Linked DNA regions of Mus musculus: all the other regions are linked to region 1. Evidence: chromatin loops called from intact Hi-C (ENCODE). Cell type or tissue: gastrocnemius. All regions are shown on one strand. Region 1 has its middle 25 kb from the start of Gm35063. Region 2 overlaps Stc2 (stanniocalcin 2). Region 3 has its middle 3.5 kb from the start of Stc2.

Region 1 (5,000 bases):
CCATAGAGTTGCTTTTGGTGTACAGTTCCTGAGATTGTCCCAGGACATTGGCGTTTCAGGGCACACAATGGAAAGCGCAAGTTTAGAATTCCAAGAGCTGACTGTTATCCTTCATGTACCATACACAGTTCTTGGGGGAGATGGCTAAGATAAATGGATCCTGCCTCCAAAGAAATCTGAAGGTAAGCTACAGTCTGTCATCAACAAGCCATGCTGAGCTCTGGGCATGGGCAGCAGGAATGTGTTGAATGGAGCAGGGGCTAGAGAACATGTTGGAGTAGAGATCTGGGGTGCACAGTGCACGTAAGGTCAGTGGAATGGTAGTGATCAGGAAATAGCTGAACGAAGAAGCCAGCACTTGGGAAAACTCCAAGTGAAGCACAGAAGAATAGACACTGAGAGATTTAGAGTCAATGAGATGGCTTGATGAAGGCACCAAAAATGGAGGTGCCTTGTCAAAGCTGAGTGGGAACCAGGAGCAAGGGAAAGACAGGGACCTGATGCTATCTCAGCAAGTTCTCGCCCCTGAAAGCCATGAGTTTATGACACGAGCATCCTTACCCCTTTCTCCCTTCTTGTATATGATACATCTAAACTTTATGACCTGCATTTCCCAGCCATGTTCCTCTGCTCTACAAGAGGCTGCTTAGCTGAGTGGTAACTAAAACGTGTGTGAGCACAATGGTCAGGGAGGAAGCTCCAGCCCTCTGAAATTACCCTGAGGGTATTTTTTTTTTAAACCCTATTTCAAAAATTCTCCTGGCACTCTGCTTTTTCAGTTGGGAATTCTATAGGTTCCTAGTAATTATAAAGCCCAGATAAAATGGCGAAAACAAGACATTTATTCCTTTGGGACAGAAATGGTCCAGAGTAGGAGAGGAATGATCACGTTTGACGGTTTCCTCTCTCCTCACAAGACCCTCAATTCATGCTATCTATAGTAAAGCAATGTATTTATCTGGTCAACCCAACTTCTACAATTTTCTTCTTCCTCTAGGATGGAGGGTTTTTTCGTTTTCGTTTTTGATTTTGTTGTTGTTGTTGTTTGTTTTTTTCCCTTCATGTTGGCGTATAGCTGGAGCTAGCTAGCACAGCAGCTTAGTAGTGTCAGGATTCTCTTTGATTCTCTGCCTTTCCTTCTTCTTGACAAGATGTCAGCTCTGGAGCCACCCATCATGTCAGGGCTCAGGGGAGAAATAAGGTGAAGTCTTCCAAAGCTTTCACAGATACATACATCTCATTGTCTGGGGTGTAGCATGTGAGCACACTCATTGCAAGAGCATCAATGGGAAAGAAAGTGTTACATCACCAGAAATTGAGTGTGTTGACTCTATGAACAAAAACAGAGTGTTGACAAGAAGAAGAGTGTGGCTACTGTGTCAGTCAAAAACCAGATCTGCCACGAACAGTATATTTCTACTGCCTACTTGTGTTGAATTTTCCATGATATGGCTCCAAAGGCGGAATTCAGCTCCCATAAAATTATCGCTTCTCAGATACTTCTGCAAGGAACTCTTTTCCTTTACGTGTGATACAGAAAGAATTTTAATGTTAAGATCATTTCAATGGACTATATAACAATTTAAGGATTTTTTTAAGGCTCCAGTAAAAAAAATAAATATAGTTTATTATGTGCCTTAAACATAACACACAGCAAACCCCAACTAGAACACTTGGAGTACAGGACAGTCTGTGCTCTGGAGAGTGTAGCACTCCGCCTTTCTAAGAAGCTGGGCACCGGCAACATCCTTAGCATCTCTCATATTTCCCAGGGGGAGGGGTGGAGATGGGACTGCTTGTTTCATTTTTTTTTTTAAGCTGAGGATCTGTCAAAGGAAGTTTCAAAATAGATACAGAGAGAACACCAAGACCAAGGAGAACCAGCTTGTGCAAAATACAGTTGTGTTTTACTTTGGGTTCTGTCCCTTTGTTTCCCAAGATGTTTTCATAATGAGAGTCTGGTTCCCCCCCCTCATCCTTCTCTCTACCCATGGTCTCTGGAACAGGACAATAAGGCTCTGTGAGGTGCTTTCTATGCTTCATGGAGCCTCACAACGGCCCTGAGAACATCAACCCTCCATTCTGCAGGTAAAAGAGCTGAGGGTCTAACAGACGTGTTCACTTGCCCAAGAATATCTCATAGAGCTGTTTCACCATCCTAGCACTCAGCTCCTGCAGGCTGCTACTAAGTCTGAGAGAATGAAATCTATCAAAGCATCGAGGAAAGCAGGAGGGCAGCCCATCTGCTGGCACGAGTATATGGTAGGAGCTGAGTCCTCTGATTGCTATCAGTTCCGTCCTGTGTGCTGGGGCTGTGGTCAATTCACCTGGCTTCTTTATTCTGAAAATAGGCATATGTCAAGGGATCTAGTGAGATTGTAGCTGCACTTTAAGCCTTTTCTGGGCCTCTATAAGCAGTATCAACAGTTCAGGAGAATTTTAAGAGCATCATCGTACAGTGGTTACCCCTGCCGTCTGCTGGATTTTAACCTTGCCCTAAGCCTCTCCTTAGATCAGTGCCCCAGTTGCTTAGTGTCTCATTTCCTCTTCTATAAAATCAAGTCTATTTCCTAAATTTCTTCTTTTTTTTAAAAAAATGTGTATTTTCATTTTATGTGTGTGTCTTGCCTACATGTACAGATGTGTACCATACACATGCTTGATACCCACAGAGTCCAGAGGAGGGCACGGGATCCTCTGAAACTAGAGTTACAGACGGTTGGGAGCCACTGTGTGTGTGTGCTGGGAACTGAACTCGGACCTCTGAAGGAGCAGAAAGTGCTCTTAACCACTGGACTATCTCTCTAGAGTCTGCCATAGTTTCTTGAGAACTCACAAACACCTTAGCACACCACCCTGTATAACTTAAGCCCACGATCAACCAACTCTTAGATCACCAGATGTTATTAGTTCCAGTGTAGAGAAAATCAAGGTGGTTTGTCCAGACCACAGAGCTCAAAGGCAACAGACCCTACAGAGCAACCACACCTTGCATTGGCTCTGTCTGTGCACAAACTCATGGTTCTTCAATAGCAAGTGAACCAGACCTTCTCTCTTGGCAGCAGCAACATCAGAGAGCAGAGTGTACTGCCAGGAGACGATCTGCTCCTTCCTTTGGAGGCCAAAACCTCGAGGAATGGGGTCTGGGTGGGCCAGGCCCCGAGTAAAGGTGACTCTCAGTGTCTCTTTCTGCCCTGGACAGCAAGCACTCAGGCAGCTGCGTTCCTGGGACACCGAGGAAAAGTCATAAACTCGGGTCCTTCTGAGCAGGCACCGGGCACCCGGCACTCCCCGCAGTATCTCCTGGAGGTGTCAGCACATCATAAAATATTCCTGCTTGGCTCAGCAGCTGCACCTAATTTTGTCAAAGGTTCAGAAACAACAAGAAGCATGGGCCCGCACTGACTATGCCTGTGCAACCCTACAGAATTTCAACCTCTGAGGCCTCTGTCAAAAAATATTCCGAGCCATTTTCTCAGGCCAACACAAACAGGCTTGGAGGAGAAGTGGTCCAAGCGTTCCTGCCTGCTTCAAACAGGCAAGAGCCCCCGCCTCTGCTTTGGGCACCAGAAAAGTACAGCGTGTATTGTACACAGTGCAAACATCACACTGGGGTGGGCAGATGGTTTGGTGGGGAAGTGTTCATAAGAACTTTGAAATAGATGAGCCGGGCAGGCGGGCGCTTCCTTAGGAGGTGGTGGCCAGGGTCCCTGGCCGGAGGTTCAGGGCCGGACGTGGTCAGCATGGCTCTTTGCTGCTCCGGATATCGGCACTCCAGCGGAGAGACAGAGTGTTTAGCCAGGGTTTGTGGTGAGTTTTATAAATCCCCATTTGTGTGCACAAAGAAGAATTCTCTGCCACAGGGCCTGCGGGTCAGAGATGGTCATTTTCAGGTGCCAGAAGAGCCAGTCAAGGGCCTAAGGGCAATGGTTCTAGTCCCATGCAGGGTGTGGAGAAGTGACTTATGGGGAGAGAAAGAACTCTAAATCTGGCAGAGAAGAGCTGGAACCAAACACTTCTTTTCTTCCCCAGCTCTCTAGCTCTGCAGCTTTCACTAAGCTCCCTGCCCCCTTGAACTTGATATATTTGTGTGAAGAATTAGCTTGATCCAATGCAGAGATGCATATACTGGCTTCCCCCTTCCCACATTACCAGCACGCGTTTAGTGTCTTAATGAATGAGCCAGCTAGTGAGCAGACGTGTTATAACAGAAGCGCTGACAGGAACACTGTGAGGGCAATCGCCAATGAGCAGACTTGCTTAAAGCCCTAGGTAGCTGTCTTTTATAAGTTTCTGAGCATATGGATGAAGCCAGGAGAGATCATCTGAAAGCCAGCATCTGGGCTCTGCACTTAAGACCTCCCAAGTGATTTTCTTCTAAAATTGCTTCAGGCACTTTCCATGCATTTCATACACTGTCTCTTCATTTCCCGCTCCTGTCAGAACACTTTTCAATATTCCAAACACTTTCTTCTTTGTTTTGTGAGCTATTTAGAAGAATATGCTTAACATAAATATTTATGGCTTTTCTACATGCTTTTTAAAAAAAAAGTATATCAATTTCTAACTCAATCCTCTCCATGTTAGGGAATGTGTTCCTTAGTTTCCCATCTTTTAATTCTTGGAAAATTGAAAGAAAATGACCTATCCTTAAGAACCACTCTTTTTTCTTTCTTTCTTTCTTTTTTCTTTTTTTAACTGGATATTTTCTTTATTTACGTTTCAAATGTTTTCCCCTTTCCAGGTCTCCCCTTAGGAAACCTCCTATCCCATCCCTCATCTCTCTGTCTTCCCACCCTGACATTTCCCTAATTTGAGGCATTGAACTCCCTCAGGACCAAGGGTCTCTCCTCCCACTGATATCCAACAAGGCAATCCTCTGCCACATATGCAGCCAGAGTCATAGATCCCTCCATGTGCACTCTTTGGTTGGTGGTTCAGTCGCCGGGAGCTCGGAGGGGTCTGGCCAGTTGACACCATTGCTCCCTCCATGAAGCAAA
Region 2 (5,000 bases), 230 kb after region 1:
ACACTTTCCTCATTGTAATTTTGCGGTTGGTTTAAATCGTAGAACTGAGCGAACCGAGAGAGGCGTGAGACTGCTCTGCCGCAGCCTGACAGCTCCCTGTCTGTCCTTTCAGGCTGACGAATTAGGACATCTTGGAAGAGGGAGCAGGCTCGGGGCCTCTGGGATTCGAGGGGATTAAGTGATATCTCACACCGGATCCCTAATTAAAAGGAACCTCCAGAGAAAGGTGGCGGGTGGAAAGGCCAGCCCCCACCTGCCTCCTGCGTTCTGAAGCTGGTGCCAGCTGCAGCTTCCGTGGCCTAGCATTTTTAATGCGGGTGGTTTGGAGGCACGGCTTTAATAGGAATCTTGTTTTGATTTTTAGGTGTTGAATCATAAAGCTGAATTGAAGTTGCTTGGACGCTTTCATCTGGGTTCAGGAAGGAAATGGCCAGATCTTAACGGCAGTGGCTTCTGCAGCCTCAAGTAGAGAACGACATTTAATTCATAAAATGTGGTCATTTTCAAATCTTATTTTCCCTGTGGGTTTTAAAAGCTGAAGTGCTTTGGGCTCTTGAACAGTAGTCCCACAAGTACCTTCATTAAGTGGAAACGATAGAAGGAAGAAAAGAAAACGCTCAGACTAAATTCTGATTGTTATATTTGTTTATTTTGGCTAATTTTACAAATACACATACTTTTCATATGTATTAGAAAATAATGACATTTTCTTTCCACTCCTTAGATTCTGAAATTGGCTCCACTTTTCTCTCCTTTTTTTTTTCTCTAGCCCTTATTAACACTTAGCATGGCAGAAAACTTTGTATATAATTTTTCATTTTAGCGGAGATCCAGCACTGTTTGGTCAATGCCGGGGACGTGGGCTGTGGTGTGTTTGAGTGTTTCGAGAACAACTCTTGTGAAATCCAGGGTTTACATGGGATTTGCATGACGTTTCTGCACAACGCTGGAAAATTCGATGCCCAGGTAAAAAGAACATAGAGAATGAAAAATATTCTGGGTTGGTATAGTGTGGTTGAAATATTGGCTTGGATAGACTTGTGAGCAGATTTCCTGGGTTTAAGTTGCTTGAGAGAGTCTGGTGTTTGCAGGTATGCAGCTGGGCGCCAGTAGCTCCACGTTCCCCCATTGCTCTGCTCTCCGGAGTGCCATTAAGCCAAATCCTTTTCTGCATTCTCATGCTATAACCACACAGGCAGAGCAGACTGGACACCAAAGCCAGTGATAAAAGTGAACCCATTCCTCAAACCCAATACATTAGGAAGAAAGGGCTGAAGTGGTAGAGATCCTAGGTATAGGTAGCAAAGGTTCTTCTGATATATGCATATGTATACACACACACACACACACACACACACACACACACACACACACACACACACACACAGAGGCAGGAAGCCTAGACAATTCACAGTCTCCAAAGAGAAGGGAACAGAGTCTCCTCTTCCAATCTGAAAAGTCAAAACCATGACCGAACCTCCCTTGCCTTACAGTCATAGCTGAATCCACCTCAGATATATCAAGGTAGAGCTGAGTTGCTGCCCAGGGCAGAGAACCAATAAGCAAGTTGATGGTTCTGTCACAGAAGGCCCAAATGTGTGTTTAGATGGCTTTGTGGCATTAGGATTGTCTTCATTTTGTGCCCTGGCTCTCAGCCCCGTTGAAACACCCTGTTTTATCTCATGCACTTCCTCTTTTATTTCACTGGAGCATGATGACGAAGTTCGGAAGAGGTCAACAGTTGAGATATGATTTTATAAAAGTCACCAGTCACCATCCACAGACACCTTGTGGACAGCCTGACAAGCAAGGTCTGTCCACCAGAAAGGGATGTGATAGCCCCTGCAGCCTAAACTGTGGAGGATGTGAGGTAGCAGAATGGGAAACAGAAACCAGGAGGAAAGGGAGAGAACTTTGAACTCCTCAAGACTCCATAAAAAGATTCCCCCCAACCCCCTGGAGCTAGGACACACACCATAGGAAATCCCAAAGAGAGGAGTATGTCTTGGGCCTTCCCACCGGATGTCAGAGAATACAAGAGGGCTTGTCACAGCCCTCACAGAGGTCATTGCTTGTGTTTTCAACCAACCCTTCCAAGTCACTTCTCAGCACACAGCTACTTAAGAAAGAGCCAAGCCCTGCCCTCCATTCCATTTGGCTCCAGCCAAATAAAAGAAACAGGGGCCACAGGAAGGGTGTGTATGCTACGTGGGTTTCCACTGTCTGTAGTCCTATCTAAAGAGAAAACCAAAATAAATATGCTGGTTGGCTTCCTACTTCCAACCTAACCTGGTTTGCTTTCTCAACTCAGTGATTTCCAGATCTGCTTCTAAAGAAACAAACAAGCAAAAACAAAAACCAGGGCTCACCTCTTCAGATGGCCCATCACCATAGTAACTGAAGGGAGATTCATGGCTGGTCACCCAACAATGTCTCTAGGCCAGGTTGTTAGGAGTGGAGGCAGGAGCTTGCCCCCATTTCCCGGAAGCTGTCTCCTTTCTGGCCTTGGCTCAGTCTGCTGGGGTTGCCAGGAAAGCAAACTGTGGGTCACATGTGTGCCTGGCTGGGAGGATGCTTCCTTTCCCACTCACAAGCTGCCACGCTACATGCCAGGTGGACCTTTTAGAAACTATAATCCCAGCAGTTTAAAAGCAAAGGATGTTTCTCCTGGAAGCACAAGAGGAACAGATAAGACAATGAGACCTAGAACAGAAATGCAAGGTTCCAAGATCATGGCCTCCATGGATGGAGAGCAAAAGAGAAGTGTGCTCTCGCTAATACTAGCCAAGGAGTTATGGTCCAATCCCCTGGGGTTCCAGAGAATTTGCTACCGGGCAGCCTCCACCCAGCTGCCTGGAGGAAGCCCCCATTTCAGGAAACCAGAAGAGTAACTGGGATGGGGAGACAGAGATCTGCTAGTGTATCAACCTCACATCCACTCTAGCCTGATGCACGGGGTTTGGGGAGGTGTCATGTCACTTTTGGATGTAGCTCCCATATAGCCTCTCACCTGGAAGTACATCCATTCGAGTGGAACCTTGGGACTCTGAGATCAAAGACTCCTGTGCAAGCCTGAGACTGGCAAGTGTCATCCTGGCTAGTGACGAGCTCTCCTTTGGCCCCTCCCTTCTTTGTCCTCCATCTCCAGGGAAAGTCATTCATCAAGGATGCCCTGAGGTGCAAGGCCCATGCCCTGCGTCATAAATTTGGCTGCATCAGCAGGAAGTGTCCAGCAATTAGGGAAATGGTTTTCCAGTTGCAGAGGGAATGCTATCTGAAGCATGACCTGTGCTCCGCAGCCCAGGAGAACGTCGGTGTGATTGTGGAGATGATTCATTTCAAGGATCTCCTGCTGCATGAGTGAGTAGCGTCCCATCCCCAGGAGAACGGGAGGAAGGGCTGCCTGGCAGTGGGGTCCTGAGGGCTGGAAGTATGTTCAAGGATGCTATTTCTGGAAGTAAACTACCTCCTGGTAGATACAGTTGGGGGAATGCTCCAGAAAGCTAGAAAGCCCCCCAGAAGATCATCAGATTTGAAATTCCCACAAACAGAAACAGATGATTATTTTCCACTCTGCCCCTAGCCAAGTCCCAACTGGTTGCTGTGTGGTCCAAGTAGCTCATGGGTGTCAGTATAGACAGCTGGTACCTGGTTTTGTTTGCTAGATGCTTTGCCAAGGATGTTACCCAGCCCTCACAACAACTCTTTATATCCCCAATTCACAGATGAGAAAACTGAGCCTGCTGAGGTGAATGACACACAGGGAAAAGCAAAGCTAGGGTCTGGCGTCCAGGCAGTGTGGCTACAACATTTACACTCTTAAATGTTCCAATTTGATCCGCAGCCTTTTCGTCTTTCAGAGACTCCCCTTCCCCTTCTCTACTTCTGAAGAAAGCACAAAACAAACATCAGAAACATGCATGCTAAATTGGATTTTAAAAGTCACAATTCAGTGATAAAGCCAAAAACTCTCATTCTTTGAAACTTGCCCCAACTGTAGGATCCTGGATTTTGCAGGGCATTAGAGCAGACTACACCATTGTTTCTAACATGAAATCTGGCCTATAGGCCCCAAAGACAGATACAGATCAAAAGGGAAGCCACCATTGAGCAGACCAGTGCCAGTCACTGCCCCCTCTGTAGCAATGCCTGTCTTTCCAAAGTGACTCATTGGGCCAAATCAGCACAACTTTAGGGACAACCTCCCAGTTATGTCACCAACATATTCCCTGCCTTCACCACACTAATGCCTAGGTTCTATCAGAAGCCCCCTCCTATCTGCCCACTTTATATGGTCGTTAGAAGATTGCAACACCTTGCTTGGTACAATATTGAATTATTCATGGTGAAATTCTGCAAACTGCTCTTTTCAAAAGAAAAATATCTTGCATGGTTTTAGAACCCCATTTAACACTTTACAACATATTTTTATTTTCCCGAATATTTACAAAGCAATGATGTAATAGCAGCAGCAATTGTAATTGTCTTGGATTTCTCTTTGGTGTGCCAGGACCTTGTCTATGGGATATCCCATGGATTACCACGTTTGTCTTTCCAAACTAACTACAAGATTGAAGGTAGCATCTCCATTCCATAGAGAAGGCTGGTGACACTAAGAGCTTGTTTCTTACTTGTGAGATTTGATTCCTACCTTGAAGCCTGGGGAATGGAAATGCAGTCTTCTCTGGCTATGCACTGGGGATGGACGCTTCAAGGCCCTCCCTGACATCAACATCCATGGATGAGAAAGCCTTAGCTATACCAGTGACGTATTTGCATATGACTTAGCATCCTCCCATCTACTCTGGATGAGTGATAATACCTAAAGACAACACAATTGCTGCAAGATGTTAGTCTACAGTGCTTGGGAAATAGTGTCAAGAAAAAAGTCTGCTTCAGCACAGAGCCAAGCAGTCTCTGGAAACAGTGCTCTGGGGTTGGCTAGTTGAATCCACAAGCACTGTATGACTGAAACTGCATCTGAAGAGTAAGTCGGGATG
Region 3 (5,000 bases), 220 kb after region 1:
CTGGCCTCCATTCTGTTAGGAAGATGGGACGTTCTAAGTTGGTGCTGTAAAATATTTTATGATAAAACTGTTCCTGTTGAATGGCTAACTGGATGAAAATATGGTGCTTGCTCCTTGTCTCTGCCTGCTCACAGAACCGTAAGGTGGATAGTGTCATCTAGGTTGGCATCCAGCTGGCTCATAGCCTAGGACTTGCTCACATGGCTCTTGGTGCCATCGTTATTCCCAGTGTGCAGTACTGCCATTTTTACATTGATCTCATTTGCATTGATCTCTAACAATTGTGCATCTCCCACTGTCAGTCTTCCTCTAGACCATTTTGTACATAGGATTAGAAATTCTACATTCATGGAAATCAAAAGAAATAAGTATGCCCCATAAACACTACCATTTACTCAGAAGTTAAATAAATAAATGCATGTCCAAGGGAGGAGGGGGGGAACAGTGGCCATTAGCTGAAGACTGCAAAGATGGTGTCATCGTCTGTCATACCTTCCTGAGAACAGAGGGGGCACTCTACATGACTCACCAACAGTTTCTTTCTCTCTGCATCATCCTTCCAGATCATTCCATCATCCCTCCTTGGCGTCCCACTTCAGAGATCATTACCATAATTGACAGTAATTGGTGAATAATGATTAAATAAACCCTAGGATGATAAAATGTAAAAGACATAAAAATTAAACCAAGATTCTATGACTTATGCATAGAATACATAGACTTGCCAAATGTCCTACCAAATAATTTTAAGATAGACTTTCACTCTATCCTTTCTTCTAATGTTGTCTTCAGAGGACTTCTAAAAATTGACAAGTCCTGAAGTAGCACTCTTTGTGAATAGAACTGCTGAGAGAGAGAGAGAGAAAGAGAGAGAGGGGGAGAGGGAAAGGGGGAGGGGGAGGGAGAAGGGGAGAGAGAGAGAAAGAGAGAGAGGGGGAGATGGAGAGGGGGAGGGGGAGGGAGAGGGAGGAAGAGGGAGAGGGAGAGGGGGAGGGAGAGGAAGAGGAGGAGGAAGAGGAGGGGGAAGGAAAAGAAGAAACATCTCAAAGGCTCCTGAAGGCATTATGAGGGTTAAATCCCATTAACCAATTTCATCATTTACCAAAGATTTCCAAAGTCAGGCTCATTTGGAAAACAAGCCCCACAAAAAACCTTTTCCTTCATCCATCAGAAATCCAGCATTTCTAAGCTCAAGTTTCAAAACCAGCAAGAAGGACACCACCTCCTCCCAGAACAAGTGTCCCTCTGGCCTCAGCTGTAAAGCCAGGCAGCCCCTTGTTTGGGATATATTTTTTTTTTCCTAAAGTTTGTCTTAGCACACGAGAAGAACGAAAAAGCTCCATCCCAAGGGAAACGGTGATGGTTTCTGGGTCCTGTTGGGGCTTTGTGATGAAACCCTAACACAGCTCAGTCCACAGAAGACACTTGATGGTTACTGTCTTCTCATGCTATCCCAGGAAACAAGTCTGCTGTAAGGGCTACAGTGTCCTTACAGGGACTTTACATGTTTCCTCTATATCATTTGTATCTCTGGCCAATCCAGTGATGGCTTGACTGCTAATAGTACTAATTGATGAGACAGAGGAAATGCCCAGCTCACAAGCAATTTGTTCCAGCACTCTGAAAGCTAGTTAGGGAGCTTAGAATGTATTCTCCTCATAGTATTGTTTAGGCTAGCCAAGAAGCTTTGGGCTCAAGCCATCCCCCTGTCTCCGACACCCAAGTAGCTGAGAATAAAGACATGCAGCACTATGCCCAGCTTTAAAAAAATATTGTAAGTGGTTGGTTTCCAGGCCAGACCCAAAAGCCTTCTTCAGTTGGATGTTGGAGAGCTGAGGTTTAAGGGGGGAAAAGAACAGAAAACATTTTGGAGATTTATTAGTAAGCAAAACCAAATGGGAAAGACTTCGTCACCTTTAATCCTGAAGCCTGGTCAATAAAGCAACCAATGAATGAGGACAAGGGGGAGAATCAGGACTTTTTAAGGGAGACTTCTGCTTATGAGAATTTGGAGAGCCTAATGTAGCAGTTTGACACTTTTTCCAGTTTTACCTCTAACCCCCACCCCTTTTTGTCTTGTTTTCCTTCTTACAAGTATGAAAAAGCAGAGTGCACAGAAGGCGATGGAGGGCAGAGGAAAGATGGAGAATAGAAATGTTTGAGAGAGATGTCCTTCTTTGTGCGCATGAAGTTAAATCATAGCCCTGTGAGAACTGGCTGACCAAGGCGAGCTGGTGTGAAGAAACCGAGCAGACCTTAGGGACGCCTAGTTAATGTTACAGGGCCTAGAAGTGAGTCCACTACTCGGTCAGACAGTACCCTTTCTGGCCATAAGGTGGTGCCATAAGCTCAGCCAGCCTGCCCCTATAGGCTGGGACATTTAGTGGGCGGAGCTCCCCAGTGTGAGCCATGTTCCTCTCTCAGGCTCTGGAACCCTTTAGAAGCCTGGACTAGAGACATGTGTCAACTTATAATCCCTGCCTCAGCAAGCTAGAATGAGCCTGTCTGCTAGACCCCCACCTACTCACATCGGAGCAAGGATACCTTCTGTCCTTCTAGATACTACAACCCACAAAGTTCAACCTATTCCTTTCCACTAACTAGATTCATCTTGTTCCAAAATGTACCCATCCACCCCCAGCTTCCTCTAAGTACTAAGGAGAACCCAATCAAAGAGCATCTTTTGTCACATCTTTAGATACCTATCAAGATGATAGGTCTTCCACAGAGGGTGCAGATATGGCAGCGTGGCCCAGTCTTACCTCGTCTCCCTCTTTAGCACCAAACTAGACAGCCTCCTTCTCAACACAAAACTCACAGTGTCCCTCCTCTTTTCTTGTGTTTTGTCTCCATGGAAACATTCTTCCCCTTGCATCCACTTGGCAATACTCTCCTCTAGCTTTCAACCCAAGCACTTCACTCTTGGACTTGAGTGAGGGCAACTGGTAAAGGGAAAGCAGGGGTCCCGCCCCGCAAGTCTGGCTGTCACAGACAAACCAGTCCTGTCTCAGCAGTTATATGTCTCAAACTGAAGTAGGCCTGTCCACAGACACTGGAGCCCCAAGGGCAGCACTGGCTGGCCAGTTCTTGCTCCTCCAAGTCTTAGGGTGGATGTTAGGGTTAGAGAGATACCAATTTTTCAACCTTGCAATGTGTTTGATGCCTGTGCTTAAGTGCTAGCTTTGTAAGCGTCCTCTATTGTCCCCAGCCCATTCCACTCAACTGCCAAACCCAGCCCGAGGGAGATAAAGGAGTCTGCAGAGAAGAGGGAAATTACAACAAAGACACCAGTGTGATCCATGCCCCACAACATTTGCTCTGGGCCTTTAGAGGATTACTCAGGAAACCTCCCAGTCTGTCTGCAGCCCTGTTGAAATGGACTGGGAGAACATCTTTGTCTGCATGCTTTGGCATTGGCCAGAGATGAAACTTCAAGAACGGATACCCATGTGTGCTTATACCACGCATCTAGCTACTATGTGTTCTTTCCAAAGCAGCAGTAGGTTCAGGGGGAACCATGAAATTCCTTTGAAATGTGAAGTTAAAGCCTCAAGATGATTTTTTTTTTCAAACCATGCAGATCCTCTGAGGGCAGGTGCAGGGCCTCTCTACAATGGAACAAAGTGGGTGGTTTCCCTCTGCTGCCTGAATCTCCAGATTCTGTTTCTCTGATATTTTTGTTCCATGAAAGAGGCCACAGAGAGGTTACCTAGCTCTAAAGTTAAGGCTGAGGGCCACTTGACTCTCCCAGGAAATTTTCGGCCTTAAAGGGTGGGGGCAGACCAAAATGCTGTTCGTTTGTGTGTTTTGTTTTGTTTTGAAGGATGTACAGGAGGGTCTTCATCTCCTAAACTAATAAAGGGAGCTAAATTGACTATTCAAGCAAGCAAGGATGGTCCATCATTATACCCAATATCCACCACTTTCCTCAAAAGATAAATGAGGAAGTCACTGCTATTATAGTGACGAATGGCCAGTTTCTTCCTACCATCGAAGACTAAGAGATTCAAACTGACCATTTCCTGGGGCCGAGAACTGTATGGTACTAAGACAGAAGCTCCAAGAAGTCCTGCCCATTGGAAAGCCCATTCCCAGGGCTCCTTCCTCCTTTCTGAAGCAGCAGTCACCCTGACCCCCAGCTTCTCATTTCCCTCGCTGGAGGGCAGCTGGCACCCAGAGAAGCTGAACAGCTGCGGAAAGACAACCTGCGCGCTCATTTCTATACCCCTCCCCCAGGTGTGTCACACGTAGGCGCAGAAGAGGCTGAGAGCGGGCCTCGCTTCGGAGGCCCAGGGTTGCAGTCGCCGCGGGCGGTGGGTGATGAAACCTCCCAGGCGCATTACTGCAGAATGCGCGGGCGAGCGGGAAGTCGGGCAAGGACGGGGGTTGAGAGTTGGTACCCAGGCTCACCTGTTCTCCAAGACTAGGGTGGGGACTGCGGGGGAGGGGCAAGGAGTGCCAATACCGGACGAGTGCCATGTGGCGCTAGGTGGCAACGCTCGCCTCTCCACCCTCCCCCAATCAAGCTGGCCCCCCGAATTACTCCTTCGGGTTTATGAGGCCAAGAGCAGCAGTTCCTGTCCCGGGCCCAGCGCGAGGGAGACGTGAGCGTGCACACGTACACACACAGCAGGGAGGAAAGACGCTCCCGGCAGCGCCCAACTTTCTCCCCGCTTCCTCCAGCAGCGGAGATTGCAGCTGAAGGCGATCTGATTCTCAGGGTGCTTAAGGAGGGGGCTCCAAGAAGAGGAGAAAAAAATAGAAGGTCCCAAGATTTGGGGGGTGGGGTGCTTTAATTTTACATCAGAGGACTGCAGAGTAGAACAAACAAACAAACAAACAAAACCCGTAAGTGGGCCGAGTGGCATTTGGAGAAAATTGAAGACTGTATTTGGAGACGCCTAAAGTTGCCTGTCAAGCTCTGGCCTCTTGGGCACGCGATGGTCTGTGGCCGCCTGACCCAAGGCTGCCTGGGCCTCCAGGCCACCAGCCAGGAAATG

Evidence for each region. A loop is a pair of places that touch in the nucleus more often than their neighbours do. Peaks named below come from ENCODE experiments on the same cell type or tissue, not always from the same donor. Only the 100,000 strongest peaks of a DNase experiment are listed, where the experiment ranks them.
Region 2: it touches region 1 in a loop (3.0-fold over the local background); 9 of 42 quality-filtered maps call a loop at or near these places.
Region 3: it touches region 1 in a loop (4-fold over the local background); 9 of 42 quality-filtered maps call a loop at or near these places.

Annotation. Positions count from the first base shown.
Region 1 is chr11:31,590,537-31,595,536 of GRCm38, reverse strand. No RefSeq gene overlaps it. Among named protein-coding and RNA genes, the nearest start is that of Gm35063, 25 kb to the left of the region's middle. In gastrocnemius, no CTCF peak of the experiment used is centred here; no DNase peak of the experiment used is centred here; H3K27ac peaks cover 1,771 bases.
Region 2 is chr11:31,363,692-31,368,691 of GRCm38, reverse strand. Stc2 (stanniocalcin 2) reads left to right here. Exons shown (of 4, transcript NM_011491.3): 2 at 824-966; 3 at 3,149-3,360. Among named protein-coding and RNA genes, the nearest start is that of Stc2, 3.9 kb to the left of the region's middle. In gastrocnemius, no CTCF peak of the experiment used is centred here; DNase peaks (open chromatin) are centred at 169 and 2,534; H3K4me3 peaks cover 580 bases; H3K27ac peaks cover 430 bases.
Region 3 is chr11:31,371,012-31,376,011 of GRCm38, reverse strand. No RefSeq gene overlaps it. Among named protein-coding and RNA genes, the nearest start is that of Stc2, 3.5 kb to the right of the region's middle. In gastrocnemius, a CTCF peak has its summit at 2,336 (motif pointing right); DNase peaks (open chromatin) are centred at 174, 2,346 and 4,417; H3K4me3 peaks cover 526 bases; H3K27ac peaks cover 40 bases.